Linked DNA regions of Homo sapiens: regions 1, 3 and 4 are each linked to region 2. A link is an interaction called in ENCODE POLR2A ChIA-PET data of the cell type or tissue named here. Cell type or tissue: GM12878. All regions are shown on one strand. Links, peaks and the distances in the headings refer to the core of each region. The heading gives the core; the rest is flanking DNA. Region 1 overlaps OGDH (oxoglutarate dehydrogenase). Region 2 holds the start of MIR4657 (microRNA 4657). Region 3 holds the start of LOC124901622 (a long non-coding RNA gene). Region 4 has its middle 9.3 kb from the start of PPIA.

Region 1 (7,900 bases), core at 66-5,065, 180 kb after region 2:
TGCACCTCCTTCAGCAGGAGGTCAAAGGGGAATGGCGACAGCTAGGAGACAGCAGGGGTCAGATCAAAAAGAGGAAACTCAGAGGGCAGGCAAGATCCAGCAAAGGGAAACTGGTGTTCCGAGCAGGGAAGGTCAGGAACCTGAGGGCCACACCCCAAGCAAGGCTGTTCTGTGAAGGCACCAGAGCCCTGACCCCCGCTGGGGGGACACCCTGATGGCACCACCTGCCCTCACCTGCTCAATCCTTGTGATGGCCACCTGCCCCACCATGTCGCGTGCTTTGCGCTCCCGGGTGAGGTCATAATACACTTTGCCGGTGCAGAAGAGAAGCCTTTTGACATTTTCTGGGTTCTGAGCTGCAGGGCCATCTTCTGGGATCACCCGCTGGAAGTGGGTTCCTACAAGAGAGTTCCCATGGCTAGGCTGGTTCTCTCAGGTATGTGGCTGAGAGCTCTCCTGGGCCCAGGGCTGTGCCAGGGACTGCTGCCAGGAGACGCAGCTTTCAAGGGTTAGAGATGCTTCCCCTTCACCAGCCTCTGATGCCCTGTATTTGCTCAGACCAGGCACACTTTGAAAAGCACGTTACGTGTAACAAATACACAGCAGACATGGCCAGCTCTGGGTATCAAGTAACACCAGGCTAGCCTTCAAAACAGCTTGGCTCAGACTTCGGGGACAAGAGTATTATTAAAACATCCCGGCCGGGTGCGGTGGCTCACGCCTGCAATCCTAGCACTTTGGGAAGCTGAGGCGGGCGGATTGCCTGAGTTCAGGAGTTCGAGACCAGCCTGGGCAACATGGTGAAACCCCGTCTCTACTAAAAAAATACAAAAAATGAGCCAGGCATGGTGGTGTGCGCCTGTGGTCCCAGCTACTCGGGAGGCTGAGGTGGAAGAATCGGTTGGGCCCGGGAGGCAGAGGTTGCAGTGAGCTGAGATCATGCACTACAGTCTGGGCAACAGAGCAAGACTCCATCTCCAGACAAAAAAAAAAAAAAATACCAGCCGGGCGCATGGCTCACGCCTGTAAATCCCAGCACTTTGGGAGGCTGAGGCAGGCGGATCACCTGAGGTCAGGAGTTCGAGACCAGACTGACCAACATGGTGAAACCCTGTCTTTACTAGAAATACAAAATAAGCCAGGCATGGTGGCGCATGCCTGTAATCTCAGCTACTCGGGGGGCCGAGGCAGGAGAATTGCTTGAACCCGGGAGGCGGAGGTTGTGGTGAGCCAAGAATGCGCCATTGCACTCCAGCCTGGGCAACAAGAGCAAAACTCCATCTCAAAAAAAAAAAAAAATTATATAAAAAAAATCCCATGTTTACTCTGTTTCTGCTGCTCAGAATTTTACAAATATAAAAACTTTCAACACAATCAGAGAAAATATTCAGATAGAGAACAGTGGGTTGGCCAGCACTTTGGGAGGCTGAGGCAGGAGGATCCCTTGAGCTCAGGAGTTCGAGACCAGCCTGGGCAACATGGTGATACTCCGTCTCTACAAAAGTACAAAAATTAGCCAGGCACGGTGGTGCACACCTTGTGTTCCCAGCTACTTGGGAGGCTTTGGTGGGAGAATCACTCTAGCCTGGGAGGCAGAGGTTACAGTGAACCATGATGACCATGCCTCTGCACTCCAACCTGGGTGACAGGGTAAGAATCTATCTCAAAAAAATATAGAAAAGTGGGTTGAATGGTACAAACATACAGTTAGATAGAAGGAATTAAGTTCAACGTTTGATAAAGGAGTAAGGTTAACAAACATGTATCGTACTCGGGTGACGGACACCCTAATACCCTGACTTAAGCACTACGCATCATATGCACGTAACCAAAACCAGTTGTGTTTCTATACACTAACAATGAACAATAAGAAGAGGAAATTAGGCCAACAATTCCATTTATGATACAAACAGAATAAAAGTCTGGGCACAGTGGCTCACACATGTAATCCCAGTACTCTGGGAGGCCAAAGTAGGAGGATCACTTGAGCCCAGGAATTGAGGCTGCAGTGAGCTACGATTGCATCAGCCTGGATGACAGAGTGAGACTCTGTCTCAAAAAAACACAAACAAAAAATAAAAAACAAAACAAATTAGCTCAAAGTGGGTCAAAGATCTAAACATAAGAGCAAAAACTATAAAACTCAGAAGAAAACATAGGGCAAAAGTTTCACAACACTGAATTTGGTAATGATTTCTTAGATATGACACCAAAGTCACAGGCAACTGAAGAAAAAATAGACAAATCTGACTTCATGAAAATTAAAAACTTGGCCGGGCGCGGTGGCTCACGCCTGTAATCCCAGCACTTTGGGAGGCCGAGGCGGGCGGATCACGAGGTCAGGAGATCGAGACCATCCCGGCTAAAACGGTGAAACCCCGTCTCTACTAAAAATACAAAAAATTAGCTGGGCGTAGTGGCGGGCGCCTGTAGTCCCAGCTACTTGGGAGGCTGAGGCAGGAGAATGGCGTGAACCCGGGAGGTGGAGCTTGCAGTGAGCCGAGATCCCGCCACTGCACTCCAGCCTGGGCGACAGAGCGAGACTCCGTCTCAAAAAAAAAAAAAAAAAAAGAAAATTAAAAACTTTTGTACATCAAAAGATACTAACAACAGGCCAGGTGCAGTGCCTCACGCCTGTAATCCCAGCACTTTGGGAGGCTGTGGTGGGCAGATCACCTGAGGTCAGGAGTTCAAGACCAGCCTGGTCAACATGGTGGAACCCTGTCTATACTAAAAATACAAAAATTAGCTAGGCATGGTGGCGTGCGCCTGTAATCCCAGCTACTTGGGAGGCTGAGGCAGGAGAATCACTTGAACCTGGGAGGCAGAGGTTGCAGTGAGCTGAGATTGCACTAATGCACTCCAGCCTGGGTAACAGAGTAAGACTCCATCTCGGAAAAAAACAAAAAACAAACAAAAAAAACACCCAAACCCAAAACCAAAACCAAAGATACTAACAACAGAATAAAAGAACAACCCATAGAACGGGAGAAAATATTTGCAAATTATATTTCTGATAAGGAATTAATATCTAGAATATACAGAGAACTCTTAAGACTCAAAAACAAGCAACCAGATTCAAAAATGGGCAAATAATTTGAATAGGCTGGGTACCGTGGCTCATGCCTGTAATCTCAATACTTTGAGGCCAAAGTAGGAGGATTCCTTGAGCCCAGGAGTTCAAGACTAGCCTGGGCAACATAGAGAGATCCTGTCTCTTAAAAAAAATTAAATTAAAAAAAAAAAGGATTTTAATAGACAGTTCTCCAAGGAAGATATACAAGTGGCCAATAAGCATATGAAAAGATGCTCAACATCACTTAATCATTACAGAAATATAAATCAAAGCCACAATGAAATATCATCTCACACCCATTAAGATGGCTACTATGAAAAAACCAGAAAATAGTAGGTGCTGATGAGGATGTAGAGATGGTGGGATCCTCATATACTGTTGGTGGGATGTAAAATGCAGCCACTGTGGAAAGTTTGGCAGTTCCTCAAAAAACTAAAAATAGAATTACCATATGGTCCAGCAATTCCACTTCTGAGTACATATTCAAAAGAACTGAAAGCAGGGACTCAAAGAAATATTTGTACACCAATGTTCATAGCAGCTCCTCTAATCATAATAGCTGAAACATGGAAGCAACCCAAGTGTCCATCGACAGATGAATGGATGAGCAAAATGTGGCATACACATATAATGGAGTATTATTCAGTCTTTTTTTTTTTTTGAGACGGAGTTTCGCTCTTGTTGTCCAGGCTGGAGTGCAACGGCGTGATCTTGGCTCACCACAACCTCTGCCTCCCATGTTCAAGTGATTCTCCTGCCTCAGCCTCCTGAGTAGCTGGGATTACAGGTATGCGCCACCACCCCCGGCTAGTTTATTTATTTATTTTTTTTGAGACGGAGTCTCTGTCACCCAGGCTGGAATGCAGTGGCGCAATCTTGGCTCACTGCAACCTCTGCCTCCCAGGTTCAAGCAATTCTCCTGCCTCAGCATCCTGAGTAGCTGGGATTACGGGTGCGCGCCACCATGCCCAGCTAATTTTTGTATTTTTCGTAGAGATGGGGTTTCATCATATTGGTCAAGCTGGTCTCAAATTCGTGACCTCAAGTGATCGACCTGCCTCAGCCTCCCAAAGTGCTGAGATTACAGGTGTAAGCCACTGGGCCCAGCCTATTCAGTCTTTTTTGTTTTGTTTTGTTTTGAGATGGAGTCCTACTCTGTTGCCCAGGCTGTAGTGCAGTGGTGCAATCTCAGCTCACTGCAACCTCTGCCTCCCGGGTTCAAGCAATTCTCCTGCCTTAGCCTCCAGAGTAGCAGGGCGTGCACCACCACACCCTGCTAATTTTTGTATTTTTAATAGAGACGGGGTTTCACCCTGTTGGCCAGGCTCGTCTCAAACTTGTGACCTCAAGTGATCCACCTGCCTCGAACTCCCAAAGTGCTGGGATTATAGGCATGAGCCACCATGCCTGGCTATTCAGTCTTAAAAAAAAAGAAATTCTGACACATGCTACACAACATGGATGGACCTCGCAGACATTATACTAAATGAAACAAGCCAGTCGCAAGGGACAAAGACTGTATGATTTCACTTATGAGTTCCATAGAGTAGTCAAATTTATAGAGGCAGTAACACACTGAACTGGATACTTAAAAATGGTCAAAATGGTAAATTTTATGTTGTGTATTTTACCATAATAAAAAAAGACTGGGGGCTGGGCATGGTGGCTCATGCCTGTAATCCCAGCACTTTAGGAGGCCAAGATGGGTGGATCATGAGGTCAGGAGATTGACACCATCCTGGCTAACACGGTGAAACCCCGTCTCTACTAAAAATACAAAAACAAAATTAGCCAGGCGTGGTGGCGGGCGCCTGCAGTCCCAGCTACTTGGGAGGCTGAGGTGGGAGAATGGCGTGAACCCGGGAGGTGGAGCTTGCAGTGAGTCGAGATTGTGCCACCACACTCCAGCCTGAGCGATAGAGCGAGACTCCGTCTCAAAAATAAATAAATAAATAAATAAATAAAATTAAAAATAAAAAAAGATTGGGAAAAAACCCCCAAAAAACAAGGGGCTCACCTTGATTGAAGACTAAAGGGGGTTTGGTGACTGGTGGGATGCAGGCTTCCTGGCCTGGTGACCCCTGGTGGGTGGTAAAGGCTGTGTCAACATCCTGCACTCCACTGTCCCTATAGAAATCTCAATGTTATGGGTCTCCCTTCACACAAGTGCAGCTGGCATGTGACTTGGCAGGACCTGCCGTCCAGTGTTTTTTTCTCTGTCCTGAAGGGCTTGCTTTGGGGCTGGGCCTCTGAGCCAGTGGTGAGCTGCCACTCACCTGCTGAAGGAGGCCGCAGGCAGCGGCACTAACCCTCAATCTTGGACATACTTAATTGCCTCTAGTGGAGTCCTTGGGGGCATTTGCAGGTGAGAGGCAACAGCTCCTGGGCTGCATGTTAAGACATGTCATTTGACCAACGTGAATGTAAGCTGTGACCTCCCTCATCTGGTATCATGGGACTTTTTTTTTTTTTTTTGTGCCGGAGTTTTGCTCTTATTGCCCAGGCTGGAGTGCAATGGCGTGATAGCAGCTCACTGCAACGTCCACCTCCTGGGTTCAAGCAATTCTCCTGCCTCAGCCTCCTGAGTAGCTGGGATTACAGACATGTGGCACTACGCCTGGCTAATTTTGTATTTTTAGTGGAGATGGCGTTTCTCCATGTTGGTCAGGCTAGTCTCGAACTCCCGACCTCAGGTGATCTGCCCTCGAACTCCTGACCTCAGATGATCTGCCTGCCTCGGCCTCCCAAAGTGCTGGGATTACAGGCGTGAGCCACTGTGCCCAGCCATGTATCACGGGTCTTTACAACCAAAAATCTGGCAAGAGCCAGTGAGAATCACAAATGTCAGTCCCATGAGCTGTAAAAGAGCAGCAGCAAAGAAGCCCCAAACATAGCTTCCCCCAAGGAAATGCCCATCTCCCTCACACCCACCTGGAAGCATCTCATCAAAGCTGGATCTGGCCTCGGGGTGGCGCAACAGGGATTTGGGGGTGAAGATAATTAACTGAAATACAGAACAATAGGCTCGTGAAGGATCAGATTCTGAAGATTCCAGAAGGAAGGTCAAAAGCAAGGCTACCCAAGCCTTGACCTTCAGGCCATGAAACACACCTGCCCTCCCACTCAACAGGAGCCTCAGGTCAGAAGAGGCAGAGAAGGAGGGAAAAGGAAAGATGACCAATTTCCCTGCTGTTCACCTCCCCTAGCTGGGTATCCACTCCTGGCAGGGCCCATCCCAGCCTGCTCGGACTCCCAATACTCCCTTCCCTGCTTCTCTGTACCTAGGAAAGAGCTCTGACCCTCTCCTTGGCAGTCTCAGAGCAAATGCACCCAAAGCCCATGTAAGGCTGTGACATGGCCCAGCACCAAGAAGCACCAGGGCTGTCCTGCCCTGTGGGCCCTTGGACTGCTGGGGACACTCCGAGCTGCAAGCCTCCACCCCATACTCCCACCCCCGCGGTATCCCAGGGCAGCAGGGCACTCCCTCGCTGTCCCCCACACTCCTTCCTTTTTTTTGTTTTTTGAGACGGAGTCTCGCTCTGTTGCCCAGGCTGGAGTGCAGTGGTGCGATCTCGGCTCACTGCCAGCTCCGCCTCCCGGGTTCACGCTATTCTCCTATTCTCCTGCCTCAGCCTCCTAAGTAGCTGGGACTGCAAGTGCCCGCTGTCATGCCCGGCTAATTTTTTTGTATTTTTTTTGGTAGAGACGGGGTTTCACTGTGCTAGCCAGGATGGTCTCCATCTCCTGACCTCATGATCCACCTGCCTCGGCCTCACAAAGTGCTGGGATTACAGGCGTGAGCCACCTCGCCCGGCCTCCTTCCTTTTTATGAATCACTTCTCCAACGTATCCCTCCACTCAACTTCTACTCACCCTTCAACACCCAGCTCAGGAGCCGCTCCCTGGGGACCCTGCACTCCCTTGGCCTCTGCCAGGGCTCACCTCTCTTCCAGAGCTCAGCACACCCCCTATGACCACCTGTTCAAACATCCGTCCTCCCCACCGGGCTGGGGCCTGCAGCCTATGTGATTGCTCCGCATGTGGTGCTCAGCAGTATGCAGGGGCCCAGTCGGGGAAGAGGACACACAGAACACGCAGTTCCCTCATGGCAGCAGTGAGGAGGAAGGGCGAGGCTCCCTGACACCATGTCCTGTCCACACTACCCCTGCAGGTGCCCACCTAGCTAACCCCAAGCAAGAGGCTCTCTGAGGAGCCCTTCCCTGCACCAACAGGGCAGGGCCAGGCCTCGTTTGAGCAAGGGAGGCCCTGCCACTGACCGGCTTCCGGAATGGCAGCAGGATCTGGCGTCGTAGCACGTGGAAGAAGTTGCCAGGAGTGGAGCAGTTGACAACAACCCAATTGCAGTCATATAGCTGATTGATGTCGAAGTTGGCTTCTTTAAGGTCCTGCAGCAGGGAAGGAAATGGCCAGAGGCCAGGACACAGCACTGAGTCTTCTGGGGCATGTGGGGGCCCTCAGGTGATCTAGTTTGGATATTTGTCCCTGCCCAAATCTCATGTTGAATTGTAATCTCCCACTGCTGGAGGTGGGGCCTGGTGGGAGGTGTTAGGATTAGAGCTTGGGCCATCCCCTTGGTGATGAGTGAGCTCTCACTCTGAGTTCACACGAGATCTGGTTGTTGAAAGTGTGTGGCCCCTCTCCCCCACTCTCTTACTCCTGCTCTGGCCATGTGACATGCCTGCTCTCCCACTTCATCTTCTGTCATGATTGTAAGCTTCCTGAGGCCTCCCCAGAAGCTGAGCAGATGCCAGCATCATGCTTCCTGTACAGCCTACAGAACTGTGAGCCAATTAAACTTTTCTT
Region 2 (8,010 bases), core at 46-5,045:
TTATACCATCTTGAAATTTCAACAAACTGGCTTTTGCCAGTTAATCCAGCTGTCTTTCAAGAATAAAAGTTGGGGTTTTCAAGGATCGCCTCTTCTATATTTTAAATGGATTTTCAGTAGAAATGATTTTTACTAATCAAGTTAATCCCACCCCATCAAAAGGTATTCCTAGAAATGTCATAGACCTAGGTAACTTTGAATTGAATGGGAGCTAACGTTCTTTCCAAAGTTTTCAGGTATTCTTTGTGTGACACCTTCTCAACCAGGAGGCAAGTAACCCCGCCTCCACAATCTTAGTATTTTTTTTAAACTGCATGCCTGCCCCTTATTTGAGCTGCCTTTTTAATTTATTGCATATCCTTTTTATTATCTTATTTTGGTATTATTCAATCTATACAATCTTTTTGTATTTATTGGGAAATGAGTAATATACAAAAAGGTTTTCATGTATTTGTGGCTGAGAGGGCGGGAAATAATTGTGTACATAAAATTAGGCTTTTTTAAAAAAATAGATTATGATGCAGAATATTGTTGATCTTAGATTAAAAAGTGGAAGAGCCACAAACATTGGTGCCCTTTTCAGACTATTTCTCTACTCTCATCATCCACAGTAGAATTTTTAAACAGATTTTTTTAAAGCTTTTCTTTTAAATTTTTCTCCGTTGCAAAGAATGTTTCCTAAATTGTATGGGAGCAATAGTATTTTTGATGTTTTAATGACATCCGTATACTTGTACTGTATTTTGTACTACAAGGCAGCTGTTTTTCAATAATGTCCTGCTGTATTTACCTACGTGTTTTGAGTGTCTATTTCTTTGCTGCGGAGAACAAATTCCTAAATAGTTTTAGTAAAGGAGCTGAGAAGCTAGCATTAGGTTTGCAGAAACTATTTAAGTTTCAACTCTGAGGCAGCAATGAAAATTTAAGTTGCAGCTATTAGTTGATTGCTGTAACTTTTTCATTTTCAAACCATGTACAATTCTTGTATAGACCAACTTGTTTTCTTGCTTCAGTGGTGGTTCTGTTGCTCAGCTGCAGTGAGCCAGTTCAATTTTGCAAAGGTGCAGTACCTCTCCTTTTTAAGGGGTTGGTTTATTCTTTTTTCTTTTTGTTTGGCTGAATTGCAGTAACTAGCCTTGCCTTTCTATTCTGTAGAAATGACAGGGTCTTCACAATCCTTCACCAGTGGCTACTAAGCTATAATTAGCTGAATAGAAAGAATGTGGAAGTGGTCTGAGGCATATAGAGTATATGCCAAGAACACTACCATATATGGCATCAGCTTTGGTTACCAGAGAAATTTTCTTAGTCATTAGACCATGTAACAGTAATATATCATATGTAAATCTTTAGATATCAATTTGAAAATCCTCCAAAAAAAGGAGCAAAGAATGCATAAGCTATGTGTTGGCAAAAGTAATTTATATTAAAATTTTGACCTGCCTATGTAAGATTAAGTGGTAATGTCATAGTGGTGGGTTTTTAAGTCTTAACCAATCTCTAAGGTTTGTTTCTCCTGCAAGGGATGGTTCATGGCCTCTCTTCCCACTGCAGGAAGATTGCAGAAGGCTGTGGATTAATTGTAGCATTTCACTGATCTTCACTCCAGTCACTAGGGACAATAGAAACCTGCAAAACACAGATTCATTCGTAAATATTATTAATAGCTTATTAAAGGAAATGGTCTTTGTTAATTCCAGTCAGATAATGGCATTGTACAGACATGGGAAACAACCAATTTTTTTGTTTTTCAGTTGTTGCTATGAATGATTTTGAGCCTTTTTTTTTAAGCTTGGCAAACATCCCAGCTAATCAAAATAGTCATATTCCTGAGAAGTAGGAAACTAAAACTTCTTTTCATATAATTGTTAGAAGGTTTGTTTCCCAAACTACCATAGTTACAAAGGTGAAAAGCCAAATTTTAGGAACAGAATCAAAAGAATAAAAATCTGTGAAGAGATCCTACTACTCTTCCTTCTATGTTTTGGTTTTGGTTTCTATTGTCCCTATCATTTCAGCAAGTGGAACAGCAGCAAGTTTTTCAGTGCATATGCTGCACAAGAACAAAATATAAATCTGTATGGCACCAAAAATCAAAGTGAAAACCAAACCAAAAACCCAAACACCCTATGTAACTATCGGAGGCATATACGTGGTATAAATGACTGTAGCTGTGATACACACATGGCTACTTGTCACATCACTTTCCATAATTATTTACTGCAAAATGATTGAGAGGCTTTTGGTGCAGGCAGCCGTTAACCTCCTGCTTCCTTTGTTACCTCTGGATTACTTTGCAGTAAATTGCAGGTCTTTTAAGAGATTTAAGCTTCAGTTTTCTCAAAACAAAACAATTATCCTGTCTTATCTGAAGATGCAGGGTTGTGGGCAAAAGAGGCTGGTTATAATAATGCCCTCATATTGAGTGGTCTGTAAACGGCTGCACACTTCAGGCACTGTAGTTGCTGAAGATGCTTTGTTAAATGTGACCTTGACTGGCTTTACAGGGGTGTAGAATGTAATCTACACAAGGTGACTTTGCATCTATCTTGCTCTTGAGGTGGATGAAATTGAGAAGCTGGAGTGTGTAAGCCATGCACATAAGTATTCTTCACTGTAAATTTTGTTTTCATTTTTAACCCAATTATGGTACTTTATCCAATGCACAACTGATCTCTCAGTAGATATTCATTTGAAAATAGTGTGGCCTTGATCAGTGAGAAAGGGAAGGAGAAAAGTGACTTTTTTGCTTATGTAGAAATGACTCATTTGCTGAGAGTTTGTCTTTCTGCAGCACTCTTGGTATATAGTGATCGGTCTCCTTTTTGATTGGGGAAAGTTAATGTTTTTGACCCTGGAGTTAATTCAGTTGAGTTATCTTATATTTTTAGGAAGTATCAGAATTGCTCTGATGAATAACAAAGTTGACTGTTTTGATGTCCAATCTCAGGTTTTAGAATATAGTGGTGTAAAGTCCCACTATTTTTAATTCTTAAAACAACTTTAATTTCGTACACCCTAAAAGTCACATGCATAAGGCCTGTTCAGAGAGCAGAGCCTCCATCTTTTTGCTCCTTTTCTACTTTGTACTTCACTTGAAAAAATATCAAGTGACTTTACATTGTATATTTCCATTGTAACCCTGACATTTCTCAAAGATAAAGCACTTTTTGATCATGAAATACATGAAATCTTTGTGTGATGTGGATCATAGTTTCTCAGGCTCCCTTAGATAATTGCTTATGAATATTGTTCTAACTCTGTGTAAGAAGAGTAGAAATCTTTGCTAATGTTAGAAGGTTTGTATTATTGATCCAGAATGCATTTTGCTAGTTTCCAATGGATGGGAGAGTAAATAATGCTGCATTCACAATTTAATAAGTTACTTTCCCTTGAGCCTTAAGGTAACTTTTTCTTTCCTGTCAACTACAGCACTGAAGTTATAGTAAGTGAATGAGATTATCAGTTTTCAGGGTTGGTTTTAGAGTACTGTAAATCAATTAGCTGTCTTCCTAAAGAGTTACAACTCCCATTCAGTATACTGGATAATGGGTGTGTGGGTGGGGCTGGGGAGGGCGGGAGATAGTTTGTAGAAAAGAAAAAAGAAAAAAAAAAAAACACATTTACCTTAAGAAAATACAGACAAAAAAGAATAAAGTATGTGTCATATGCTCCATTTGAGATTCCAAATGCGGCCGGGCGTGGTGGCTCACGCCTGTAATCCCAGCACTCTGGGAGGCTGAGGTGGGCGGGTCAGTTCAGGTCAGCCTGGACAACATGGTGAAACCCCGTCTCTACTAAAAATACTAAAATTAGCCGGGCATGGTGGTGCATGCCTGTAGTCCCAGCTACTTGGGAGGCTGAGGCAGGAGAATGGCATGAACCCAGGAAGCGGAGGTTGCAGTGAGCCAAGATCGCGCCATTGCACTCCAGCCTGGGTAACAGAACAAGACTCCGTCTCAAAAAATAAATAAATAAATTCCAAATGTAAGGTGGAAATGGCAGATTATAACTTCATTTCCCCCATTTTTAACTTAGAAAAAACAAAGTCCTTAATTTTCAAGTATTAGCCCCCCAGAAGTTTCAGCAGATAGCTGGACTCTTGAATAATGATTTCTTTTGATATGTCTGACTTTGCTATTTAAAGTCTCCTTTCCCAGCCCTCAGTCTTAAAACTCAGTTTTATTACTGACGGATTTAACAGACTCTTACTTGAAAATTGTCCAATTATCAGTACTGAAAATTAGATTTGGAAAATGAAAAAATAATAAAATCGCATCAAGAAAACTTATTACCTTAGAGATTCCCAATTGATATCTGTACCCCTGATCCAAGTAAGGCCTTTATGAATGTATTTTATATTTCCTAAAGAAATAGGGAATATGCCATCAGTGTAATCACCTCTATTCACAGTCATTTAATTTGAAAATCTAACTCATGTCTCTTGAATTAGACATTCCAATTGGGATAGGTAGAGTCATGTTAAAACAATAGAATAGCAACTGCCATATTGGTAGTTTCACTGCTCAATATGATTTCTAATAAGAGCAGAGCTTTATTGGAAGCTAAAACTCATTTTTCTCCATAGATGATTCTAACAGTTTAATAAAAAAGTATAATTATACTTTAAGTGTCAACAGATTTTGAGTCTAGAAGCAAATTTCATTTTCCTTGTGTTATATCTAATATCCATTGACATGGGTAAGAAAACTAATTATGTCTTTTTAGTATGATGAAATGTGGGCCCAGAGTATTGGAAAGAAAGCAATAGCCCTATTCAGTGTCCACTAGGATGGATATTGCAGAAGGCATGAGTTTGTCCTTTTTTCCCCCTTACCTTAAATAACACTTCAATAGCTAACTTTTTCCAAAATATCCATTTAGGCCATCTCTTATTTCTTAAAGCCAAATATTTCGTCCCCAGTCTTAACTCTGAGTTGCAAGATCAGGCTGGTTGGAAGAATCTTTATATTTAGAAATAGGATGGTGAGTGGTTTGTTTATTCTCTTGTAAAATTCCTTTTTCAGAGACATAACTGCAGGGAGAGTCCCAAGAGAACTGAAGAACTGGATTATATCATTAAACACATTTGTGTTGTAGGAATTTGGGAGTTTCATTTTGAACTGATAAGATATTAGACATAAACCCTTGTTCCAGCCCACATGTGTCATCCCTGTGTACAAAAGCTCTCTGGATTCTTTTTTTTTTTTTGAGACGGAGTTTCGCTCTTATCGTCCAGGCTGGAGTGAGTGTAGTGGCTTGATCTCAGCTCACTGCAACCTTTGCCTCCCGGGCTCAAGCGATTCTCCTGCCTCAGCCTCCCAAGTAGCTGGGATTACAAGCATGTGCCACCATGCCCAGCTAATTTTCTGTATTTTTAGTAGAGACGGGGTTTCACCATGTTGGCCAGGCTGGTCTCGAACTCCTGACCTCAAGTGATCTGCCCGCCTCAGCTTCCCAAAATGCTGGAATTACAGGCATGAGCCATCACGCCTAGCCTACTCTCTGAATTTCTAAAAGTCAGTAGGTTGACCAAAAAGTCTAGAAACTGGCTTTAAGTCAGTATGGGACGTACTTATAAAGAGTCCATGGTTTTGCACGTTTCGGTAGACAAGTAAATCTGAGTTATTTTTCAATGACTTACCAATATTTGAATAGTAACTAAGATCGTCAGTGTATCTGGACTTCTTTTTTTGAAGTTCTAAAACAATTATAGTAGGGATTTATTATTTTGGGCCTCCATCCAGATGTTTTTCCAAGATCATTTTTAAAATTCATTTGTCTTCTGTTTCCAGATAACATACTTTCCGTTCTATAGGAATCTTCACTGCCAATCATAGTATCTACCAGTGGCTTTCTTAGACTATTCACTCCAAAGCTGGGACTGATGTCCTGCCAGTAGAGAATCTACAGAAATAATTTGAATGAATTAAAACCAAATCTTGATAGCAGGAGACAGCTTCCTGATCTAGATGTACAATTAGAGTTTAGGTTGGAAATTACTTTAAAATGTGTTTTTTGGGGATGTCTTCAATCTCTGTGTAAATACCCACATGCTTATGCATTGTAAACCAAGTGTGTATTCCTGTGTATGAATTTGTAGAACTGATTTCTGCTTCAAGAGAAGCTGCACCTTTAATTTTATAAGGTCCCCTCCACCTGTAACCCTATAAATGTCTGTAAATAAAACACTAAAATTTGTAGTGATAGGATCAATTTGGGAATATCTGCTGAGAGACCAAAAAGTTCATTTTTTTAAGTACCTTGGTTAAAGAGTAAAGATTATTCCTCTTATTTTTTAAAGAAGAATGCACTTTAACAAACATAGAGCTGCATGGGCAATTCAAACAAATCTGTGAAGTGCAGTACCCATTCAGAAATCACACTTCCTGAAAACCGTTCAAAAGCAGAGTCCAGACGGGCTGTTGATCTCACTGCCTGTAGGTTGAAGCTCAGATTCTGATCAATTTTGAGAGGAGCAGGGCTGCTTCAAAAGAGCAATGTGAATACAGTCAGAAGCTTCAGACTGGTCTGTAAAAATGGCGGGTCCCGTATTTACCACTAACTAGCAAAACTGACAGAAAAACTCACAGAGAAAAAATGTAAGAATCCTTCCTGCTGGTGTGCACTCCTTACAATAGACTTTTGCAAATGGAGTTTTACAGTCTATATTTAAAAAAAATTGTATGTTTGTAACAAATAAAGTATGCAGAAAAGTGAATGACAATCTTGTGCTTGTGTCTCTAAGTAATTATGTGGTGATAGGGGAGGGAAATCCCATCTGTTGGGGCTCACGAATGGGTATGGAATCAGGAGTTCCCACTTAAAATGACTTAAGTCATTGCACATTTCATCTGAACTATAGCCTGTTCTAGAACTTCTGGGTTGCCGTAACCCTTTTCTAGTAAGCAATTTGTGGAGTAAATCAAAACTGCAAATTAATTTTATGCTTTGGTTGATAACCTAGACAGCCACTTGGTTCCCTTAATTTCTTCCATCATTTACAATGGCTTGAAAGAAACTGCTAAGTCTTCATTCATTGTTTATCAACATTGTAGTTGCTTAGGAGGTAAATTAGGGCAGCCTTTTCTTGCCCTAATGTTTAAGAAAAAAACTGAATTGTGTCCATTTATCCTGGCCAGGTTGGTCTCAGGAACCCCTTTACAATTAAATTTACTGAATATCCCCAAGGAGGTTTTATCTTTCTAGGCTTTATCCGTAGATACCATTTTAGAAGCTGAAACTTTTTTTTTTTTTTTGAGACGGAGTCTTGCTCTGTCGCCAGGCTGGAGTACAGCAGCGCAATCTCAGCTCACTGTAACCTCCGCCTCCTGGGTTCAAGCGATTCCCCTGCCTCAGCCTCCCAAGTAGTTGTGATTACGGGCACGTGCCACCACGCCCGGCTAATTTTTTGTATTTCAGTAGAGACAGGGTATTACCATGTTGGCCAAGATGGTCTTAATCTGACCTCGTGATCTACCCATCTCAGCCTCCCAAAGTGTTGGGATTACAGGCGTGAGCCACCGCGCCGGCCAAGAAGCTGAAACATTTTCCAGACAAAAATAACAAGCACACATTCCATCAGCTATCAGAGCAATTACATGATAATGTCATAGCCTCTGGAAAACTCCACTGTAAATTTATGAAAGAATGAAAGTGGAAAATGCGAATGTTCTTATGAACATAGTTTTGACCTCTTGGGCTCCTGAGTCTCGGGCAACCCTAGGGGATTCTGGATCACACTCTTGAGAACCACTAACTAGACTAATAAGTAAATAGTGCCTTTCTGAAAATGAGGGATGGTTTTTTATGTATAGATAGCTTAATCCTTTAGTTCTCGTATATTTTCTTTATATTAGAAGCTCCTGCTACGAAATGCCTACACCGCCCCCAGCCCCCCCAACACACAACATACATAACTTTCCTGTGATTGTCCATTTCTACAATCTCTTAAGTGGTTCTCAATGCTGGCTGCAGAACCACCTGGAAAGCTTTGAATACTGATGCCCA
Region 3 (8,010 bases), core at 1,360-6,359, 150 kb after region 2:
GGCATGAATTACAGGCGCCCGCCACCACGCCTGGCTAATTTTTGTATTTTTAGTAGAGACGGGGTTTCACCATGTTGGTCAGGCTGGTCTCGAACTCCTGACCTCGTGATCTGCCCACCTCAGCCTCCCAATGTGCTAGGATTACAGGCGTGAGCCACTGCGTCCAGCCTATGTCTGGACTTTCAATTCTATTCCATTGATTTATGTATCTCTCCTTATGCCGGTACCTCACTGATCTGATTACTGTAGCTTTGTAGTAAGTTAAAATTGGGGCCCAGGTTCCATGGCTCATACATATAATCCCAGTGCTGTAGGAGACTGAGGATTGAGGATCCCTTGAGGCCAAGAGTTCAAGACCAGCATGGGCAACTCATCAAGATCCTGTCTATACAAAAGAATTTTTTTTTTTTTTGAGATGGAGTTTTGCTCTTGTTGCCCAGGCTGGATTGCAGTGGTATGATCTTGGCTCACTGCAACCACTGCCTCCTGGGTTCAAGCAATTCTCCCTCCTCAGCCTCCTGAGTAGCTGAATTATAGGCTCCCGCCCCCATGCCTGGCTAATTTTTGTATTTTTAGTAGAGACAGGCTTTCGCCACGTTGGCCAGGCTGGCCTGGAACTCCTGAACTCAGGTGATCTGCCATCCTCGGCCTCCCAAAGTGCTGGGATTACAGGTGTGAGCCACTACACCTAGCCAAAAAATATATTTTGTTAATTAGCTGGGCTTGGTGGCATGCACCTGTAGCCCTAGCTATTCAGGAGGCTGAAATGGGAGGATTGCTTTAGCTCAGGAGTTTGAGGGTGCAGTGAGCTATAATTGCACCACTGCACTCCAGCTTGGGAGAGAGATCCTGTCTGTAAAAACAAAACAAACAAGGAAAGGAGAAAGGAAGGGGGAAAGGAAAGGTGAGGGGAGGGAAGAGTAAGGGAGGGGAAGGGAGGAGAGGGGAGTGGAGGGGGAAGGGGAAGGAAGAGGAAAGGATGGGAAGGGAGGGGAGGGGAAGGGAGGGGAGGGAGAGGGAGTGGAAGGAAGGGGAAGGGAGGGGAGGGAAGGGAAGGGAATTGGGAAGTGTGAGTTTTCCAACTTTGCTGTCTTTTTTTCAAGGTTGTTTTGGCTATTCTGGGTCACTTGAATTTTTTTATAACTTTATGTCTAATTGACAAATAATAATTGTATATCATTATAGGGTAAAAGGTATTATTATATGTATACACTGTGGAATGATTAAATCAAGTTAACTAGGTCAGGAGCAGTGACTCATGCCTGTAATCCCAGAACTTTGGGAGGCCAAAGCGGGTGAATCACTTGAGGCCAGGAGTTTGAGACCAGCCTGGCTAAAATGGCAAAACTCCGTCACTACTAAAAATACAAAAATTAGCCGGGCACTATGGCTCACACCTGTAATCCTAGCACTTTGAGAGGCAGAGGCGGGTGGATCACCTGAGGTCAGGAGTTCAAGGCCAGTCTGGCCAACATGGCGAAACCCCATCTGTACTAAAAATACAAAAATTGGCCAGACGTGGTGGCTCACACCTGTAATCCCAGCACTTTGGGAGGCCAAGGTGGGTGGATCACCTGAGGTCAGGAGTTTGAGACCAACCTGACCAATATGGTGAAATCCTGTCTCTACTAAAAATGCAAAAATTAGCTGGGCATGGTGGTGGGCAGTCCCAGCTACTCCAGAGACTGAGACAGGAGAATTGCTTGAACCCGGGAGGTGGAGGTTGCAGCAAGCCAAGATCGTGCCACTGCACTCCAGACTAGGCAACAGGGTGAGATTCCTTCTCAAAAAAAAAAAAAAAAAATTAGCTGGACGTGGTGGCACATGGCTGTAATCTTAGCTACTCAGGAGGCTGAGGCAGGAGAATGGCTTGAACCCGGGAGGCAGAGGTTGCAGTGAGCTGAGATCGTGCCACTGCACTCCAGCCTGGGTGAAAGAGCGAGACTGTGTCTCAAAAAAAAAAAAAAAAACCCACAAAAATTAGTCAGCTGTGGTGGCGCATGCCTTAATCCCAGCTACTCAGGTGGCTGAGACATAAGAATCGCTTGAACCTGGGAAGTGGAGGCCGCAGTGAGCTTCTATATGATTGCACCCCTGTACTCCAGCCTGGGTGACAGAGCAAGTCTCTGTCTCAAAAAAAAAAAAGAAAAGAAAAAAAGTTAACTTATATATCTACCTATCTGTCACCTCATATACTTATTTCTTTGTGGAAAGAACATCTAAGATGGACTCTTTAAGCAATTTTGGAATATACAATCCATTATTATTAACTATAGTCACCATGCTATGCAGTAGATCACTAGAACTTATTTCTCCTAACTGAAACTTTGCATGTACCCTTAGACCAACCCTTTCCCCATCCACCACCTCCTGCCTCCTCCTGCCTCCTCCTGCATCTGGTAACCACCATTCAACTCTCTACTTCTATAATTCTGTTTTTTTGTGATGGAGTCTCACTCTGTTGCCCAGGCTGGAGTGCAGTGGCAAAATCTCGACTCACTGCAACCTCCACCTCCTGGGTTCAAGCGATTCTTCTGCCTCAGCCTCCTCAGTAGCTGGGATTACAGGATTGTGTCACCATGCCCGGCTAATTTTTGTATTTTTAGTAGAGACGGGGTTTCACTATGTTGGCCAGGCTGGTCTTGAACTCCTGACCTTAAGTGATCCACCTGCCTCGGCCTCCTAAAGTGCTGGGTTTACAGGTGTGAGCCACCACACCCAGCCAGTATCCTGCACACTTGAAACTTTACTAAATTTGTTTAGCAGTTCTAACAGGTTTTTTCAAAGTCTTTAGGGTATTCATGTTATCGGCAAACAAAGACACATTAAATTCTTCCTTTCTATTTTACTTCTTTTTTCTTGCCTAATTGCTCTGGTAGGACTTGCAGTACTATATTGAATAGAAGTGGTGAGAGTGGGCTGGCGCAGTGGCTGACACTTGTAATCCCAGAACTTTGGGAGGCCGAGGCAGGCGGATCACCTGAGGTCAGGGGTTGAGACCAGCCTGACCAACATGGAGAAACCCAGTCTCTACTAAAAATAAAAAATACAAAATTAGCCAGGGTGTGGTGGCGCATGCCTGTAATCCCAGCTACTCGGGAGGCTGAGGCAGGAGAACCGCTTGAACCTGGGAGGTGGACGTCGTGGTGAGCCGAGACCGAGATCACACCATTGCACTCCAGCCTGTGCAACAAGAGGGAAAATATGTCTCAAAAAAAAAAAAAAAAGAAGTTGTGAGAGTGGGCATCCTTGTCTTTTTCCTGATCTTAGAGGAAAAGCTTTTAACTTTTCACTGTTGAATATGATTTTAGCTGCTGTGGGCTTGTGTTATATGGCCTTTATTGTGTTGAGGAACATTACCTCTATATCTAATTTGTTAGGAGTTTTTATCATAAAAGGAGGTTGAGTTTTGTCAAATTTTGAACTTTCTTTCTTTCTTTCTCTCTCTCTCTCTTTTTTGATGGGGTCTCGCTCTGTTTCCTAGGCTGGAGTGCAGTGGCACGATCTCCAACCTCCGCCTCCTGGGTTCAAGCAATTCTTCTGCCTGAGCCTCCTGAGTACCTGGGACTACAGGCATGTGTCACCACACCCGGCTAATTTTTGTATTTTCAGTAGAGACGGGGTTTCACCATATTGGCCAGTCTGGTCTCAAACTCCTGACCTCGTGATCCACCTGCCTCAGCCTCCCAAAGTGCTGGGATTACAGGCGTGAGCCACCGTGCTCAGCTGAAACCTTGAATTTTCATACGAATTTTAGGGTCAGCTTGTCAATTTCCACAAAAAAAAAATCTGAGATTTTGGTAGGGATTGTATTGACTCTGTAGATCAATTTGGGGAGTAATGTCATCTTATTTATATTAAGTCTTCCAATCCATGGACATGGGATATCTTGCCATTTATTTAGATGTTTTTTTATTTCTTTAACAATAGTTTATAGTTTTCAGAGTGTAAGTTTTGCACTTTTTGGATAAACTTATTCCTAAGCATTTTATTCATTTTGATGCTATTAAAAATGGAATGTTGGCTGGGCTCGGTGGCTCACATCTGTAATCCCAGCACTTTGGGAGTCTCACGTGGGCAGATCACAAGGTTAAGAGATAGAGATCATCCTGGCCAATATGGTAAAACCCTGTCTCTACTAAAAATACAAAAATTAGCTGGGTGTGTTGGCACATGCCTGTAGTCCCAGCTACTTGGGAGGCTGAGGCAGGAGAATTGCTTGAACCCAGGAGGAGGAGGTTGCAGTGAGCTGAGATTGCACCACTGCACTCCAGCCTGAAGGCAGAGCAAGACTCCGTTTCAAAAATAAATAAATAAATAAAAATAAAAATGGAATGTTTTCTTTTCTTTTTCTTTCTTTTCTTTCTTTCTTTTTTTTTTTTTTTTTTGAGACAGTGTCTCCCTTTGTCACCCAGTGTGGAGTACAGTGGTGTGATCTCAGCCCCCTGTAGCCTTGACGTCCCAGATTCAAGTGATCCTCCCACCTCAGCCTCCCAAGTAGCTGGGACTACAGGCACGGACCACCACACCTGGCATTTTTTTTGTATTTTTGGTAGAGATGAGGTTTCACCATGTTGCCCAGACTGGTCTTGAACTCCTGATCTCAGGTAATCCACCCACCTCAGCCTCTCAAAGTGCTGGTGATGCAGGATTTTTTTGGTGCTGTTTCACCAGCCGGAGACCTCTGTGGTTGGCAACCCCCTTCACAGGGCTTTGCTTGGCTCCAGGCTTGCATCTGGAGGTACCCCACCCACGCAGCCCAGAGGCTGCCCTTGGCTTGCACTCAGCCAACAGGTGGGCCAGGGGTGCTGTGACCTGCTCCTGCCTTGGGCACCAGTGCCTGGACAAGGGGAACGCAGTGGCACCTGAGAAAATCAAGACGCCAGCGACCCTGAAGCCCACCACAGGAGGTGTTACAGTGTGCTACAGCTTTGGCTTGGGGAGCCCCGAGGTCTAGGCCCCCAGAAGGGACATAGCTCTTCTCTTCCCATCGCCCACAGCATTTCAAACAGGGGGATTGGGGGCGTGTTTAAGCCAGTCTGTGTTACAGCTCATTGAGTCCCGCTGCCCCACTCTGGCCCGTGGCTCCAGGGCTGGCCTGGCCTCAACTGTGGCTTCCTGTCACGTGGGTCATCTGCTTGGAGCCAGTGGAGGGCAGAGGGCAACAGTGTTAGAGCAGCTCCTTTGGCACCCGCCATTCAGTAGGTCCTGAGTTCTTGTCCTGCATCCAAGAAGAATGATGTTACGTGGACAACCAGAGGGTGAGAAGGGCAGAGAAGAGTTTTATTGAGCCATATGGAACAGCTCTCAGCTGAGAGGGGACTTGGGGAGGGTGATCCCCCACCCACAAGTGTGGCTGAGTCTGGGGCTTATGGGCTCATAATGGGGGATTGCATGCTGATTGGTTTGTGAGTATGCAAAAAAGGCTAAAAAAAAAGGCACCACTCAAAGATGGACATGACTGTAAAAAAAAGAAAAACAATTAGGAAAGGGTAGGTATATGTAAAATAGGTGAAGGGTGGGGATGAATCAGGAAAGTGCACCAAATGGGAACAGAGGTTCTCAATCTGGTCCGTGGATTTATCCAAGACTCATAGCATGGTATTCAGGCTTTAAACTGCCTTCGGCTTGAAGGTCAAGTTTCACCAGGGACCTGACCCTGTCTGCCCAGTGATTTGTCTGCCTCCTGCTGCTATCACTGGGATAGCTATCCTGCTGCTATCACTAGGCGTGTGCCACCTCATCCAGCCAAAATGAAATATTTTCTTTAAAAAAATTTTTTTTTATGTCTGGGTGTGGTGGCTTACACCTGTAATCCCAGCACTTTGGGAGGCTGAGGCAGGCAGATCACGAGGTCAGGAGTTCGAGACCAGCCTGACCAACATGGTGAACCCCATCTCTACTAAAAATACAAAATTAGCTGGGCATGGTGGCGCACACCTGTAATCTCAGCTACTCAGGAGGCTAAGGCAGGAGAATCGCTTGAACCTGGGAAGCAGAGGTTGCAGTGAGCCAAGATCGCGCCATTGCACTCCAGCCTGGGTGACAGAAAGAGAATCCGTCTCAAAAAAATAAATAAATAAATAAAATTTTTTAGAGTAGAAATGGTGTCTTACTATGTCAACTAGGCTAGAGTAAAACTGCTGGGCCTAAGTAATCCTCCAGCCTCAGCCTCCCAAAGTGTTGGGGTTATAGGCGTGAGCCACCATGCCCTGCCAAAAATGGAATCTTTTTTTTTTTTTTTTTTGAGATGGAGTCTCACTCTGTCGCCCAGGCTGGAGTGCAGTGTCACGATGTCGGTTCACTGCAACCTCTGCCTCCTAGGTTCAAGCGATTCTCCTGCCTCAGACTCCCAAGTAACTGGGATCACAGGCATCCGCCACCACGCCCAGCTAATTGTGTATATTTAGTAGAGATGGGGTTTCACCATATTAGCCAGGCTGATCTCGAACTCCTGACCTCAGGTGATCTGCCTGCCTTGGTCTCCTAAACTGCTGGGATTACAGGCATGAGCCACTGTGCCCAGCCCAAATGGAATCTTTTTAAAATTTTATTTTCAGTTTGTTCACTGCTACTGTGTAGAAATACAAATGATTTTTGTACATTGATTTTTGTATCCTGCAATCTAGCTGATCTCATTTACTAATTCTAACAGTTTTTTTAGTAGGTTCTTTAGTATTGTTTTTTATTTTTCTTTTTCTCGCTCTGTCACCCAGGAGAACAGTGGTGCAATCTTGGCTCACTGCAACCTCTGCCTCCTGGGTTCAAGTGATTCTCCTGCCTCAGTCTCCGGAGAAGCTGGGATTACAGGTGCCCACCACCACACCTGGCTAATTTTTGTATTTTTAGTAGGGATGGGGTTTCACCATGTTGACCAGACTGGTCTTGAACTCCTGACCTCAGATGCTCAACTTGCCTCTGCTTCCCAAAGTTCTGGGGATTGCAGGCGTGAGCCATTGCACCCAACCAGTATTCTCTATATAAAATATAAAGTAATCTGCAAATAGAGATAATTTCACTTTTTCTTTTGCAATCTGAATGCCTTTTATTTCATCTTTTCTTTTCTTTCTGTTTTTTTTTGGAGGGGGGAGGGGCTGGATCTTGCTCTGTCATCCTACAGACTGCACTCTGTAGGCTGGAGTGCAGTGGCCAGATCAAGACTTACTGCAGCCTCAACCTCCTGGGCTCAAGCAATCCTCCTGAGTAGCTGGGACTACAGGCACACACCACCATGCCTGGCTAATTTTTGTATTTTTTGTAGAGATGAGGTTTCGCCATCTTGCCCAGGCTGGTCTCAAATTCCTGGCTGGTCTTGAATTCCTGAGCTCAAGTGATTCACCCACCACAGCCTCCCAAAGTGCTGAGATTACAGGCGTGAGCCACTGTTCCTCGCCATATTTCATTTTCTTGCCTAATTGCTCTGGGTAGAACCTCCAGTGCAATGTTGAACAGAAGTGATGAAAAGTGATTGGTCTCCCTGCCTCTGCCCTTACCTCAAAGAAAGCAGCCAAAGGGGGCCCTGTAAAGCATAAGCCAGCACATGACACTCCTCTCAGAACCCTGTAATGGTTTCCCACTGCACTCATGCTCAAATAAGACCCAGTCCCTTTAAGGTTTGACACACTCTGGCCCGGCTGTCTTCCTGCCTTCATCTCCTATTACTTCCTCTCCTTGCTCACTATGCTCCAGCCACACTGGCTGACTTTCTGACTCCCAGACCTCTCCAAGTTCCTTATCTTTCCATTTCCCACACCCTTTCCTGTGCTGCTCCTTTCCCAGACTTCCATATGGCTCATTGTCTCATTTGTACCCATGTAATTTTAATTTATGGAGGTGACTAAGTGACAAAGTGAGGAGACCAATGCCATTGAAAGGGAAGTTTAATGTAACTCACGGTTTTTCTAGAAACAAGAGGCATGCCATGCCATGTCACATGGAGAAGCACCAAGTTTGGTCAGGAGGCATAAGCAGGATCTGGGGGAAGCCTACGCCAGATTCTTTTTTTTTTTT
Region 4 (8,010 bases), core at 1,525-6,524, 93 kb after region 2:
ACCATTTCCCCTTTAGCTTTTTCACAAATTTCTCCTCTGTCAGAATTAAGCATTTGATCTTGTTTTGTTTCCTTACATACCCTCCAAGATGAACCTCATCCTTTCCCATGACTCAAATTCTCAGATGATTCTAAACCAAGTTCTCAGTCAGGCACAGTGGCTCACACCTGTAATCCCAGCACTTTGGGAGGCCAAGGCAGTCGGATCACCTGAGGTCAGGAGTTCAAGACCAGCCTGGCCAACATGGTGAAACTCCATCTCTACTAAGAATACAAAAATTAGCTGGGTGGTGGTGTGCACCTGTATTCCCAGCTACTCGGGAGGTTGAGGCACGAGAATCTCTTAAACCTGGAAGGTTGAGGTTGCAGTGAGCCAAGATCGAGCCACTGCACTCCAGCCTGGGCAACATAGCAGAACTTTCTCAAAACAAACAAACAAAGAAAAAAAACCAACCAAGTTTTCTAGCAAGCAGTAGAAAACTTCATCAATACTGGCTTAGACAGGAGTTTATTTGTCTCATACAATAAAAAATCCAGAGGCAAAGAGCAACTCAAAGGTGCTCTTAGTAGAATGGACCTACTAAGTGGTGATCAGAAGTCAGAAAAGCAATGTGGAATAACAAATTCAAATAGGTATCACATTATTAGCCCTAAGAGTTATGCAGGCCCTGAAGTATATGAAAGATTCCTAAATGCCTGTCAAGCACAGAAATGGTCAGAGACATTAATCTTTATTTTTTTTCTTTTTGAAACAGGGTCTTACCCTGTTGCCCAGGCTGGAGTGCAGTGTTGATCCTCCCACCTCAGCCTCCTGAGCAGCCAGGACCACAGGCATGTACCACTACACCAGTTAATTTTTTAAAAAGAATTTTATTTGCTATGTTGTCAGGCTGGTCTCAAACTCCCGGGCTCAAGTAATCTTCTTGCCTCGGCTTCCCAAACTGTTGAGATTACAGGTGTGAGTCGCAGCACCTGGCCCAGAAAAGACATTTATATTAATATAAATGAGGATTTCATCAAATATAAAAGCGTTTAGAAGAAGAAGCAAAAGAGACCCGCACATTCCACCCAGGGAGGGCATGGAGAAAGAACAGTGAGTGGAAGGAAAACAGGTCTGTGCTGTCCTCAAGCATAGAGGTCTTTCTATGGCAGGCACCCGGGGCAGCCAAAAGGACACTGTCCACAGCCAGGCCAGAGTCTAGCTGTCACACACATAGGCAGGTGTGTTGCATACCTCAGGCATGCGTTCAGGAGTTGTAATACTTAAGTGAATTTGTTTTTTTACAGCAACAACCTATAGTTCCATTTAAAAAGGGATAGTTATTTAATTTTAATTAAAACATATAGTAGTTTTTTTCTCACTTTGGTTTATGTATCCATTTTCAACAGCTTTGTTGAGGTGTTGTTTACACACCCTCAAATTCACTTGTTTTAAGCATACAATTTAATAATTTTTAGTAAATTCAGAATTGCGCAAACATCACAATCTAGTAATAGAAATTTTCTTTCACTCCAAAAGAAACCTGTGCTCTATTTAGCAACTCCCTGTTCCCGCCCAGTAAGCGCATATGTGGGCAAAAGTTGACTGAGACTTGTGATTTTTAATTGAAATATCACAAAACTTATTGCATTTTTTTTTTTTTTGAGACGGAGTCTCGCTCTGTCGCCCAGGCTGGAGTGCAGTGGCACAATCTCAGCTCACTGCAAGCTCTGCCTCCTGGGTTCACGCCATTCTCCTGCCTCAGCCTCCCGAGTAGCTGGGACCACAGGCGCCCGCCACCACGCCTGGCTAATTTTTTGTTTTTTTTTTTTTTGTTTTTTTGTGTTTTTTTTGAGACAGAGTCTCGCTGTCGCCCAGACTGGAGTGCAGTGGCACGATCTCGGCTCACTGCAGGCTCCGCCCCCGGGGTTCACGCCATTCTCCTGCCTCAGCCTCCCGAGTAGCTGGGACTACAGGCGCCCGCCACCTTGCCTGGCTAATTTTTTGTATTTTTAGTAGAGACGGGGTTTCACTGTGTTAGCCAGGATGGTCTCGATCTCCTGACCTCGTGATCCGCCTGCCTCGGTCTCCCAAAGTGCTGGGATTACAGGCATGAGCCACCACACCCAGCCTATTTATTTATTTTCGAGACAGAGTTTCGCTCTTGTTGCCCAGGCTGGGGTGCAATGGCGCGATCTCAGCTCACAGCAACCTCCGCCTTCCGGGTTCAAGCGATTCTCCTGCCTCAGCCTCCCCAGTAGCTGGGATTACAGGCATGCGCCACCACGCCCAGCTAATTTTGTATTTTTTAGTAGAGACGGGGTTTCTCCAGTTGGTGAGGCTGGTCTCGAACTCCCAACCTCACGTGATCCGCCCACCTCAGCCTCCCAAGGTGCTGGGATTACACATGAGCCACCGTGCCTGGCCTGCATTTTAATATTTAAGATAACTTTAAGTTCAACATATTTAAAAGTTTATTAGAGTTATTTAATAGTCAGGGAGGTTTTCTTTGTTAATTTGGACAATTACATACTTTAATTGGAAATCAAATTTATTACATTGTTAAATGTAGTTTAAGATGTTAGAAGATGCCTGGGCGCAGTGGCTCACACCTGTAATCCTAGCACTTTGGGAGGCCGAGGGAGGTGGATCACCTGAGGTCAGGAGTTCAAGACCAGCTTGACCAACATGGAGAAACCCCATCTCTACTAAAAATACAAAAATTAGCCAGCCATGGTGACGGGCGCCTGTAATCCCAGCTACTGAGAAGGCTGAGGCAGGAGAATCATTTGAACCTGGGAGACAGAGGTTGGAGTGAGCCAAGATCGTGCCACTGCACTCCAGCCTGAGCAAGGAGACGGAGAGAGACTCCGTCTCAAAAAAAAAAAAAAAAAAAAAGTTTGCAAATATGTTCAAAGAGTTCAAATTTGCTATACTTATAAAGAGACTAATATTATTTCTAAGGTAAACTTAAAACCCAGGAAAGAAGTAGGTTTTAAAATTATAGTTTATTTTTTACTAACCTGATGTTTTTAAAATAAAATAATAAAAAACAAAATTGTAGTTTAGGCTGGGCACAGTGGCTCACACCCATAACCTCGCACTTTGGGAAGCCAAGGTGGGAGGACTGCTTGAGCCCAGGAGTTTGAGACCAGTCTGGGCAACATAGTGAGACCCCTCCCATCTCTACAAAAAAAAATTGCTTTAATTAAAATTGTAGCTTTAATGAATTAAATATCAGTTGTTAACATATAATAACCCCTGAATAGTCTTTCTACATAGGAAAGCCACAGGACACAAAACTGCAACAACAGGTGCCTGGGATTGGACAGGAAAACCAGGAAAGAAGGAAGAAGGGCAAAAGTTGAGGGAGGAGCCACCACCATCTGTCCTGTTTCAAAAGTTTCCCAGGAGCCCCACTCGGCAGCTTCCACTCTTGGCTATAAGCATTCAGGAAGATAACTACAGTTGACCTTGAACGACATGGTGTTTCACCATGTTGGCCAGGCTGATCTCAAACTCTTGACCTCAAGTGATCTGCCCTCAGCCTCCCAAAGTGTTGGGATTACAGGTGTGAGCCACCGCACCTGGCCTAAATAGGCTTTTTGAGGAGTCAAAGGTTATATGTGGATTTTTGACTGTAAAGAGTATCAGCATCCCTAACGTCCATGTTGTTCAAAGGTCAACTGTATTTTTCTTTTTAGAGATAGGGTCTTGCTATGTTGCCTAGGCTGGAGTACAGTGGCTATTCACAGACACAATCGTAGTACATTATAGCCTTGAGCTGCTGGGCTCAAGCAATCCTGCCTGAGCCTCCTGAGTAGCTGAGACTACAGGTGCAGCCAGCATGCCCGGCTAAGGGTCAACTGTATTTTGATTGGGCCTGTGGCTGCCCACACCACTCAAGGTCCTGATAGTAAGGAAGAAGGCAAGAGAGAAGCCTGTTGTGTAGACAATGGGTGGATGTCTGATGCACTTATGACCTCACTCAGGAGGGAAGGGAGTGACTGGAGAGTCCTTGGGCACCTGGGGAGCTGGCACAAACAGAGCCCAGCATGGGCCTGAGGAGGACTCTACCAACTCTTCAGTGGACCCAGCCCTGAAGCACCCCTCTGGGGCGATGCTAAAGTTGAAGTTGGGGGCGGGGAGGATGCACCTGCTGGGTTGAGCCCTTAATCTCCGCCTGTGCCTTCAGGCCTCGGTGTCTAAGGTCTTCAGACTTTGCCTTCCACTTGAGCTCAGAAGGTGGGGAATTTCCCTAACAGGAAGGGCCACAATATCAAAAACAAAAAACCCCAGAAATAAGTCTTCAGTTAGTAAACACAGAATCCTAGAAAGTGTTAGTTGCTGTTATTAATGGTCATTGGGTTTTTTTATTTAGTTTTGTTTTGTTTTTTGAGACGGTGTCTCCCTCTTGTTGCCAAGGCTGGAGTGCAATGGCACGATCTCTGCTCACTGCAACCTCTGCCTCCCAGGTTCAAGTGATTCTGCTGCCTCAGCCTTCCGAGTAGCAGGAATTACAGGTGCCCGCCACCATGCCCAGCTAATTTTTTGTACTTCTAATAGAGACAGGGTTTCGCCACGTTGGCCAAGCTGGTCTCAAACTCCTGACCACAGGTGATCCACCCACCTCAGCCTCCCAAAGTGCTGGGATTACAGGTGTGAGCCACTGCACCTGGCCCTAATGGTTGGTCATTGTTAAATTCTCACAGCAGTCCTTTGAATATTTATTTATTTTTTTATTTATATTCTTATTTTTTGAGACGGAATTTCACTGTTGTTGTCCAAGCTGGAATGCAATGGCACGATCTTGGCTCACTGCAACCTCCGCCTCCCGGGTTCAAGCGATTCTCCTTCCTCAGCCTCCTGAGTAGCAGGGATTATAGGCATGCGCCACTATGCCCAACTAATTTTGTATTTTTAGTAGAGACAGGGTTTCTCCACGTTGGCCAGCCTGTTCTCGAACTCCCAACCTCAGGTGATCCGCCTGCCTCGGCCTCCCAAAGTGCTGAGATTACAGGTATGAGCCACCGCACCCGACCTTATTTATTTATTTATTTTTGAGACAGAGTCTCGTTCTGTTGCCCAGGCTGGAGTGCAGTGGTGTGATCTTGGCTCACTGCAACCTCCGCCTCCTGGGTTCAAGCAATTCTCCTGCTTCAGCCTCCCAAGTAGCTGGGATTACAGGCACATGCCACCACACCCAGCTAATTTTTGTATTTTTAGTAAAGACAGGGTTTTACCATGTTGAAAACCGTTGGCCAGGCCAGGTGTGGTGGCTCACGCCTGTAATCCCAGCACTTTGGGAGGCCGAGGCGGGTGGATCACAAGGTCAGGAGATCGAGACCATCCTGGCTAACACGGTGAAACCCTATCTTTACTAAAAATACAAAAAATTAGCCAGGCGTGGTGGCGGGTGCCTGTAGTCCCAGCTACTCGGGAGGCTGAGCAGGAGAATGGCGTGAACCCGGGAGGCAGAGTTTGCAGTGAGCCGAGATAGCGCCACTGCACTCCAGCCTGGGCGACAGAGCGAGACTCCGTCTCAAAAAAAAAAAAAAAACCATTGACCAGGCTGGTCTCGAACTCCTGACGTCAGGTGATCCACCCACTTCAGCCTCCCAAAGTGCTGGGATTACAGGCGTGAGCCACCGCGCTCAGCCTAAATATTTATTTTTACTATTGTTATTCTTTTTTTCTGAGACAGAGTCTTACTCTGTCGCCCAGGTTGGAGTGCAGTGGCACAATCTTGGCTCACTGCAGCCTCCACCTCCCAGGCTCAAGTGATCCTCCTGCCTCAGCCTCCCAAGTAGGTTGGACTACAGGTGTGTGCCACTATGCCCAGCTAATTTTTGCATTTTTAGTAGAGACAGGGTTTCACCATGTTGCCCTGGCTTGTCTCAAACTCCTGGGCTCAAGCAATCCACCCGCCTCAGCCTCCCAAAGTGCTGTGATTACAGGCATGAGTCACCACACTCGGACTCTCCTGATTTTTTTTGAGTGCACAGTTTGTGTTCATTTGGCCATGTCCTGTATTCAACTGCGCAATAACTCAAATTTAGCTCTGGTATGGGTTTGGGTCCTACCACCAAATGTAAGGTCAACATTTCCCACAAGGCCCAGTTCTCCAGGTTCCTGGGGTGATTTTGGTCCCTGAGGTGATCATCTTGGCTTCTGATGCCAAAGGCAGAATTGCAGGAGGTGAGGATGAAGCAGGAGGGAAAACAGCGGCAGCTGAAGATGAACCCTCTGCCCAGGGCCAGAGCAAAATGAAATGTGGGGCTCCTCATCCAAAAATTAACAAGAATTGAATTTCAAGACTGTAACAGCAAAGCATTAAACCAAACACGAAGCCCTTCTGAGCATGGGGTCTGTGCAGCTGCACACTCACACCCAGGACGTTGGCCTTGCCACTGCAGTCAACCTCTAGGTGCACCAGATGCAAGAGAGTTTGTACCCACTCACCCACTCTTTCCCAAGAGCCATCGCCCACTGCTCAAGGGGGAGAGTGGAGGCCAGTCCAGAGACCGAAGAAGCCTACGTGAGGTACAGATGCTGGAGTCTGAAGGTGGAGAAGGAGTGCTGAGAGGAGCCCTCCTAACACAAGGGGCCTTGCAGTGAGAGCCTGAGAGTGCCCCTGGGGAGGGGCATGAGTGAGACCTGGGGGCAGAGCCAGAGTTCTAGTGGGAACTTGCTGGACATGTCCTACACTGGCCACCATGGGGGCTGTGACAAGAGAACTGAGGCCTGTCAGGGTGAGTACATTCTGCAAGCAAGGAGCAGTGTGAGAAACACCACAGGTGTTCCCAGGGGTTGCACTGATTGCCAGGCAGCAGCCATCTCTCATTGGAGAGGGAAGGGAGAGCAGCAGCAGGCTACCCTGCTAGGGTGCAGGTGCACAGGGCTGACTGCAACAAACCCTGCAAACACGGAGATGCCAAACCAATAAAGGAAGGTGTCTGCCCTCAAATAATGTGAAGCCTTTGGTGAACTGAATTCCACAGCAAAGTCCAGACCCAGCTCCCTGAAGACTAGATGGGCTTGACCCCAACACTAACAGCCTGCCAGAGGAAGGTGTATGCAATTCTCCAAGCAGAACTGCTATTTACTTCAGTCTCTGCTATTCCTTTTTTTTTTTTTTGAGATGGAGTCTCACTGTGCTGCCCAAGCTAGAGTGCAGTGGTATAATCTCGGCTCACTGCAACCTTGGCCTCCCAGGATTAAGCAATTCTTCTGCCTCAGTCTCTCAAGTAGCTGGGACTACAGGTGTTTGCCACCACACCCGGCTAAGTTTTGTATTTTTTAGTAGAGACAGGGGTTCACCATATTGGCCAGGCTGGTCTTGAACTCCTGACCTCACGTGATCTGCCTGCCTCTGCCTCCCAAAGTGCTGGGATTACAGGTGTGAGCCACCACGCCTGGCCTCTGATATTCTTTTACACACAAGGTCTAGCATTTAATGACAAATTCTTCAGCCTGGCTGCCTTCAAACTGGGTCATCAACTCTTTCCTGCCTTCAGATTGAAACTGAAACATTTGTCCTCCCCATGTCTTCAGCTTGCTGGCCTTTGGACTGGAACTCATGCCTTCTGCTCTCCTGGGTCTCCAGCTTGCTAGCTCACCCTATAGATCCCTATATATTCTCTTTGTCTGGAGAACCCTAATCCAGACACCCCAAAAAACAAGATAATGTGATCCATCATTCAGAGAGGCAACAGTCAATAGAAGCAGATCCAGAGATGGCCTACATTCTCAGAGAGACATTGGCCATGAGAAATGTTTAACAGGATGCAGTGCAAAGAGTGTACAACATGCATGAAAAGGGGGGAGCCTGTTTGCCTGTTTGCCATGTGTGGATGCAGTGAGAAGGCACTGCCTCTATGAGGATACTCACTGATCTACAATGGGCATGATCCTTAGAAAAGCAGAGCTGATATGGCTGGGCACAGTGGCTCACACCTGTGATTAAAGCACTTTGGGAAGCGGAGGCAGTCAGATCACAAGGTCAGGAGATGAAGACCATCCTGGCTAACA

Evidence for each region. Peaks named below come from ENCODE experiments on the same cell type or tissue, not always from the same donor. Only the 100,000 strongest peaks of a DNase experiment are listed, where the experiment ranks them.
Region 1: POLR2A ChIA-PET joins it to region 2 with 5 read pairs; 2 of 35 experiments call an interaction of 5 or more read pairs at or near these places.
Region 3: POLR2A ChIA-PET joins it to region 2 with 8 read pairs; 6 of 35 experiments call an interaction of 5 or more read pairs at or near these places.
Region 4: POLR2A ChIA-PET joins it to region 2 with 5 read pairs; 15 of 35 experiments call an interaction of 5 or more read pairs at or near these places.

The regions. Positions count from the first base shown.
Region 1 is chr7:44,699,723-44,707,622 of GRCh38, reverse strand. It overlaps OGDH (oxoglutarate dehydrogenase), which reads right to left. Exons shown (of 23, transcript NM_002541.4): 19 at 7,354-7,482; 20 at 6,008-6,080; 21 at 235-398; 22 at 1-41. Among named protein-coding and RNA genes, the nearest start is that of ZMIZ2, 45 kb to the left of the region's middle. RefSeq lists an enhancer at 6,629-7,129. In GM12878, for the core only: no CTCF peak of the experiment used is centred there; no DNase peak of the experiment used is centred there.
Region 2 is chr7:44,875,010-44,883,019 of GRCh38, reverse strand. PURB (purine rich element binding protein B) reads left to right here. Exons shown (of 1, transcript NM_033224.5): 1 at 1-6,721. MIR4657 (microRNA 4657) reads left to right here and starts at 1,220; the gene lies at 1,220-1,272. RefSeq lists a silencer at 5,056-5,350. In GM12878, for the core only: no CTCF peak of the experiment used is centred there; no DNase peak of the experiment used is centred there; H3K4me3 peaks cover 3,219 bases; H3K27ac peaks cover 2,307 bases.
Region 3 is chr7:44,727,180-44,735,189 of GRCh38, reverse strand. LOC124901622 (a long non-coding RNA gene) reads left to right here and starts at 5,173. Exons shown (of 2, transcript XR_007060299.1): 1 at 5,173-5,261. In GM12878, for the core only: no CTCF peak of the experiment used is centred there; no DNase peak of the experiment used is centred there.
Region 4 is chr7:44,783,338-44,791,347 of GRCh38, reverse strand. No RefSeq gene overlaps it. Among named protein-coding and RNA genes, the nearest start is that of PPIA, 9.3 kb to the left of the region's middle. RefSeq lists enhancers at 3,530-4,033, 4,034-4,538. In GM12878, for the core only: no CTCF peak of the experiment used is centred there; no DNase peak of the experiment used is centred there.